Regions from separate parts of the Mus musculus genome. Here region 2 is linked to region 1. The links are chromatin contacts, found by POLR2A ChIA-PET in ENCODE. All regions are on one chromosome and are shown on one strand. The core of a region is the stretch at or near the end of the contact, and the rest is flanking DNA. Distances in the headings are between cores, read along the strand shown. Region 1 holds the start of Ywhag (tyrosine 3-monooxygenase/tryptophan 5-monooxygenase activation protein, gamma polypeptide). Region 2 holds the start of Upk3b (uroplakin 3B).

Region 1 (3,519 bases), core at 354-2,853:
GGCAGAGGCAGGCAGATTTCTGGGTTCGAGGCCAACCTGGTCTACAGAGTGAGTTCCAGGACAGCCATGGCTACACAGAGAAACCCTGTCTCGGGGAAAAAAAAAAAAGATATAAAAGAGGCATAGCCAGACGCAGACACATCTGGAAGAGTCCAGAGTGGTCATGACCCTGAACCATGAAGAAAGGGGAACCAGCCAGGAAGCCAAAGGTACAAAAGGAGCAAAACAAGGGGTGGGTAAACAAAAAGTCTGGATTATATAGGGAAGAGCCCCTGGGCAAAGGGCAGCCCCTCCCCCTGTGCCCCAGCTGGCCTGGAGAACCTGGAGGCCAGGTTCACTTTGGTATGTTAAAAGTTAGTCAGCTGCTTGTTGTGGGTTCAAACAGTTGTCTCCTTTTTTTTTTTTTTTTTTTTTTTTTGAGCCGAGTGCTTTGTCTGCTTTGTGTATTGTTGTGTGCTAATGTACAAAGTCATTGGAACTGGGCCGGTGCTCAACGTGTTGAATGGATGAAGCAAAACTCTACAGTCAAGGCCATTGTGTTGGTGCATGCCTATAATTCCAGAACTTCGTCTAGAGTCACCTTAAGAAGTGTAAGACCCTACTTCAAACCAAACAACTCATAAAAACACAATGAAAATAAAATACGCAGTCAAAACTATAGCGGGTGTGCGTTCAGGCAGGCGTTGGTCCAGTTCACTGGAGAGGAAGAAGGGAGTCCCCCAGGGTCAGTCTGCAGGCAGCTACACCATTTAGGGAAAATAGGCAATATACCGGGCGGATATGTGTCATTCTATGATTTCATCCAGTTAAGTCCGATGTTAAAGTGCATCACTGGAGACTGCAACCATGGTGGGTGTGTGTTAGACAGTTGTCCAAGGGTTGCATCATTCACGCGGCCATCTCTAGGACAGGTTCACCTTTTCCATCTTTTCCATGGTGGTGGTTGGGCAGTTTGGATTTACGGTGTCTGTACTTCTTCTGCCTACTTTATATTCGTGTTTTTCCCCTACCCCTCCACCATGACCAGTTACTTCAGTTTCAGAGAGTCCAGATCTAAGGCCTTGACCTTTTCTTTCCTTCCAACTGCCCAGAGGCTATGGGGCGAGGCCGTGAATCAGCACTCGCTTAGGCTAGTGTAGACTGCTTCCCCGCCAGGGGTCCCCAGCGGCTGCGGGTTAGACCCTGCCCCCCATCCGGTCCGCCTCTGCCTGCGCGCAATGCCCACTGGGAGATGTAGTCTCCACCACCCCTTTGTCCTTGGTCTGCTCTGTAATTCAGCTTGCTGCAGGTCAAACTACAATTCCCAGGAGGTCACGCGCCAGAAGCTATGCAAAAAAAAAAAAAAAAAAAAAAAAAAGGGGGGGGGAGAGGCCCCCAGGGGGCAAGGAGAGGTGGGTTTGATGAAGCTGAGGATTTACGGTAAAGTGAAGAAAGGGGCACATTAGGGAGCAGTGTAGTACTGGGGATACACTGAGAAAATCGCAAAGAGCCACCGCGAATGTTCCAGTAGAAGAGAAGCCCAGTAAATGCAGGACCGGGCGGGACCGGGCGGGGCGCGCGCATGCGCGAGTAGGCGGTGACTTTTACGTCACCCGTGTGGGCGGGACCGCAGGGGGTTGTCCGCCCGCGGCACGCATTGGAGCCGCAGCCTCCTTGCGCCGGGTCCCGCGGTCGCAGCTCGTGCCGCCTCCTTCTCCTCCTCGTCTCAGTAGCTTGCTTCGTGGGTCGGTCCCTCCGACACACGAGCTCCAAGCCGCTCCTCTCTTTTCCTGAAGCCCTTCAAGGCGGTCTTCGGTTTCCTTCTTTCCAGCCGATCCTCTTCAGCCCTGTGAAGATGGTGGACCGCGAGCAACTGGTGCAGAAAGCCCGGCTGGCCGAGCAGGCGGAGCGCTACGACGATATGGCCGCGGCCATGAAGAACGTGAGTGTCTCCTCCCCTCCCCCCTGCCTCGCCCCAGCCTCTCCCGACACCGCGTTCCTCGGCGTGGAAGGCATGCTCCAGGGGCATGTTGTCTTGTCACGACTATAGGGTCACCTCTCCATCTCACTCCTTGGAGGGGTTGGGGACGGGGGCTCATGCACCCGAGTGGTGACGCGGCCTCTTTCCCAGCCTCTCCGAGTTCGGGGCTGGGGCGGGGTCTTGCGTGGCTGGTTTCTGCTGTGGGGTGGGGGTCTCTCTGTGACCCTGAATGTCCAGAGACCTGAGTTGGGGGCCGTGCGCATCCTTTGTGCCCCACTTCCCCTCCTCCCAGTTTAGGCGTGGGGGCGGGGGGACCGCATGGATGCGGTTCCTCTTTCTCTCCCTGGTGTCTGGGCGGCGCCTTCCCCATTCACTCAGCAGGTCTCCCAGTTTGCCGCCTCCCCACTCCATCACCCCCCCCCCCAATCTTTCCCACTGACACATCCTTTAAAGACGTTTCGGGAAGAAAAAAAATGTAGGACCCCCTCTCCTAAAAGAAAAAAGAAAAAAAAACCCAGCCTCAATGATGTAAAATCGAAACCACCTTTCTCACGTTTTTTTTTTTGTTTTTTTTTTTTTTAACAAAAGGCTTCCTTTTAACCATTCCCCAAAGCAAGTCTGTTAGGAAGGGAGGGATATGTGTGTTGCTGGCATTCCCATTCATGGCCCTCTATATAGCATCTTCATTTTTCATTTTATTTATTTTCCATTTCAAAGGGTTAACTATAATGCCTTTGAATGTTAACTGACTGAGATATGCAGTTTCTCTTTTAATTGCAGGCACGAGTCTGCAGAAATTCGTTTGAGTGTAAAAAAATATTCTGTCTGATCTGATACTGCAAACAAAGCGGTGGTGGGAGGCAGTATCAAGTCATTCCAGAAGATTCTGCATTTGTCATATTGCAGAGAGCCTAGACTGGGTGGAGGCTGGGAGGATTTATTTTAAAGGGGAAAAAGTCTTTTTAAAAGAATTTTTTTTTTTTTTGTTAAATGTATCCGAGGCTTTTTTTCTTCTGACCTAATGTATCCTCGTTCTGACGAGAAGGGAATACTGTCGCATTTTTGTCTGAGATGCAAAATCCTAACTAGTTGCACCATTTTGTCAGTTACTCTCAATTTATTAATGAATTGGGGACCAGTTTGCCAGCGGGGGTGGGGGGGAGGTGCTCAATATTCCAAAATTCAGTAGAAAAATTACTATTACAGTTTTCAAAAATTAATAATTGGGTTTTCCACTCTGTTAATATCTAACTTCCTATCTTATGTAACAAAGGTTGTTAAATACATCTCTGGTGTAAAGTGGGTGCTGGAGTGCCCCCTCCCTGTTAAACCTTACAAATGAAACCCGGAGAGAGAGAGAGAGAGAGACTATTTAATTTTAAATGATTTTTTTTCTTTGTTTTTTCAAAAGGCCAGGTGCTTATCCTTTCCTAATTAAATAAGCTACAGATGTTTTTTGTTTTACAAAAAATAATTGGTTTTAAAACCAGAAATACTATTGTATTAGTGTGTTGTTACAGTTGCCTTTTTTAAATAACAGTTAAACCATTAAAGGATAC
Region 2 (3,519 bases), core at 586-3,085, 100 kb before region 1:
GAAGGGGGCAGGGTCTGAATCTTAGTCCAAGAAGTCCCACCTCCTTCCCTGAAGACACCCAATCCCAGGGCAGGGGCTCCTGACAACCCACCTGTAAGGGCCCTGGCTGGGGAGGGGGGCGTTGCAATAGGGTCGCTGGTAACAGCCAAAATCATTGCCCACCCGAAGCACGGGGACACCTCCACTGCCACCGGTCAGGTCCTCACATGGCAGCTGATCCAGGGACAGGGGTAATGTCATATAGTGGCCGTCAGTCAGCAGCTGTGGGAAGGTCGGGATCTTAGCAGCAGTCTGTGGGTTCTGAAAGTCCCTGGAGGCTGGAGGAAAAAGGGACAGATAGAGGCAAGAGCAGGCTGTGGCCCTGTTAGGTCTATTAATAAGATAGGCGCTTGTGGCCAAATCTGCCGACCTACGTTTGATCCCCAGGACCCACAGGTTGGAAGGAGAGACCTGACTCCCTCAAGCTGTCCTCTGAATTGCCCACGATCACGTCTGGACTGCTACATACAATAAATAAGCAAGTGCAAGACAGTTATTTTAAAGGAATAGAGAGCAGCGGACTGCTTCTGTCCCAGGAAGCGATCTGCAGAGGGCGTGACCCCACTTCCCCAGGTGACATAATGGGTCTCGATCCCCATCGGGGCTCCAACAACTCAGGATCACACATGAGATATTTACATTAAAAATTCGTATTGGTAGCAAAATTACAGTTATGAAATAGCAATGAAATAATTTTTTTGTTGGGGTGGGGGTCACCACAGCATGAGGAACTGCGTTGAAGGGGCGTCAGCATTAGGAAGGTTGTACTTGCCTAGCAATGCATAAACCCTGGCCTCTATCCCTGGTACCACATGGACTGGCATGGTTGTGCATGCCCACCGTCCCAGCAATTGGAAGGTGGAGGCAGTAAGCTCAGAAGTTTAAGGTCACCTGGGCTACAGCAGACCCTGTCTCAAAAAAAAAAAAAAAAAAAGGACAGGCTTTGCCCACCTTGTGCTCAACACATCCCTGGCTAATCTAATCTACAGTCCTGACCCTCACACCCAGAGACAAGGTCAATGTTACCATCCACCCAGATCCTCGGGTATCTCTTCTCAGCCCATGCCCTCACCCCAAGACCCCAAGTCCTCAGCACGCACCATTGCTGAAAGCCACCACTAGCCAGATGGTGTCCTTAGTTGAGACATGCTCATCAAAGACGCACCGAGGCTGCTCCAGAGAGAATGTAGTGGCTGTGATCTTCCCTTCCAGGTCCCAGGCTGTTATCTGCGGCACGTAGGCAATCAGGTCTATAGCCATGGGGGACAAAGGTGAGAATCGAGATAAGCACTGCTGTTCTGTGGGGCTCCCCCTCCCCTCCCCGATTCTCTCGGTCCAGGAGGTGTAATAGGTTCCCAGAACCCTAGGTTTGGCTAAGGGCATCCATTGCAAGAGCTCCACTCACCTAGACTCAGGCTTTGGGGGAGCCACACGAGCACCAGGAGAAGCAGGGGCGGCGGAGGGTGAGGCTGCCACCGCGTTCGCACCATGACTGCCACAGCACTTGATCAGGCCTGACCAGGCTTAGGGGCTGGTCCTGTCTCACCCCACCTCCGACACCTCTGGCCTACAGTTGCTGGTCACTTGGACTGCCAGGAGAACAGGAAAGACCTGAACCTATGAGCTCACCCCTCCCTGCTCCCAGCCCACCCCAGGGAGGGGCTCAGTGGGCTCCTGAACAGGGGCCCCACTCCAGAACTAAGGGAGAGGAGCCATTTAGGGTTGGCCTTCACGTGACCCCCCAGTCACCTCCATCCCAAAGCTGATGTCTAAATTGTGGTACCACCTTACTCCCTGGCCCTGGGAGGGAGACTCCCCTCCTCTATCTGGGCCCAGAACCACATGCCTAGGATTCCTGAACTCTGGGTGCCAGGAGCCACCCTCTGGCCATCCATCCTTATCCAGGAAGTGAGGAGAGGGGAGAGCCTGTGTGGTAGGCTGGCCCTGACCTAGTCCAGCCCCAAAGCAGCTCCCAGACACTGCCTGCCCTCCATGTAGCCTGTGCCCAAGGAGATATGTCTTCCCCAGCTCGGAATGTCCGTTCCTTCTCCAGTGGAAGCACTAGTCCTCCGAAAGGACGGGACAGCCTTTGGTGACTGACAAACATTTTGTTTATACAAACCCTACAAGTCCTTTTTGTTTGTTTGTTTTGTTTTGTTTTGTCGAGACAGAGTTTCTCTGTGTAGCCTTGGCTGTCCTGGAACTCACTTTGTAGACCAGGCTGGCCTCGAACTCAGAAATCTGCCTGCCTCTGTCTCCTGAGTGCTAACCCTACGAGTCTTATTCTATGTCGTTTTAAGTTTGTTTGTCTGTTTTTGAGACAGGTTCCCATGTAGTACAGACTAGCCTCAAACTCACTATATAACAGAAGATGACTTTTGAACTCTTTTTTTTTTTTTTCTTTTTTCCTTTTTTGGTTTTTCCAGACAGGGTTTCTCTGTGTAGCCCCGACTGTCCTGGAACTCACTCTGTAGACCAGGCTGGCCTTGAACTCAAAGGTCCACCTGCCTCTGCCTCCCAAATGTTGGGATTAAAGGCGTGTGTCTCTCTCTGCCTGGCAGTCTTTGAACTTTTGATGCCCCTGTGATCACAGATAGGCACTGCTAGCTTCTGCAAGCAACCTGGCAACCAAACACACACACACACACACACACACACACACACACACACACACACACACCCGCTATAAGACCCACAGACCAGTGACCCTGTGTGTGTGTATGCTTTTCAAACAGATCTTGCTAAGAATCTCTGGCCAACTAGGAATTCTTGCTGTGTAGTCCAGGCTGGCCTTGAACTCATGATCTTCTTGCCACCTTTTTCCAAATTCTGGGATTCATGTGTGCACTACTACAGCAGCATGAATGTGCCTTTTTTGTTTGTTATTGAAGACCTGGTTGGTACACAGTTCCTTGCATCCATGCTGATGTAGTCACCTTTCCATTGCTATGACAAAACACCATGCCCAAGGCGACTTATAAAAGAAGCATTTAGTTGGGCTTGCTGTTTGGAGGGTTAGAGTCCATGATGGTGGAGCAATGGCGTGGCAGTAGAAATACGCAAAAGCTCACATACTGATCCTCAAGTAGGAGATAGAAAGAAAACACTGGAAATGGCTTTAAAAACTCCAAAGTCCACCCCTAGTGACACACTTTCTCCAACAAGGCCACACCTCCTAACCCTTCCCAAACAGTTCTACCAAATAGGGACCAAGTATTCAAACATATGAGCCTATGGGGGAATTCTCATTCAAACTAACACACATACACACACACACACACACACACACACACACACACACACACACACACACACGCCTCCAACCCCTCCCTGGGGGATTCTAGTCAGGGGCTCTACCACTGAGCCTCACCCCAGCCCCTCCCTGGGGGATTCTAGGCAGGGGCTCTACCACTGAGCCACACCCTTAGCCCCTCACTGGGGGACTCTAGGCAAACACTACTGCTGAGTCACCCCTGAGCT

What was found. ChIA-PET counts read pairs that join two places held with the same protein, here RNA polymerase II (POLR2A).
Region 2: POLR2A ChIA-PET joins it to region 1 with 10 read pairs in embryonic stem cell. The contact joins the promoter of Upk3b here to the promoter of Ywhag in region 1. POLR2A ChIA-PET finds 5 or more read pairs at or near these places in 3 of 5 experiments (Patski and embryonic stem cell).

The regions. Positions count from the first base shown.
Region 1 is chr5:135,932,725-135,936,243 of GRCm38, reverse strand. Ywhag (tyrosine 3-monooxygenase/tryptophan 5-monooxygenase activation protein, gamma polypeptide) reads left to right here and starts at 1,603. Exons shown (of 2, transcript NM_018871.3): 1 at 1,603-1,921. The coding sequence starts at 1,835. It overlaps Gm40346 (a long non-coding RNA gene), which reads left to right and starts at 1,928. Exons shown (of 2, transcript XR_868594.2): 1 at 1,928-3,519.
Region 2 is chr5:136,036,812-136,040,330 of GRCm38, reverse strand. It overlaps Upk3b (uroplakin 3B), which reads right to left and starts at 1,835. Exons shown (of 6, transcript NM_175309.4): 1 at 1,445-1,835; 2 at 1,140-1,289; 3 at 92-317. The coding sequence starts at 1,529.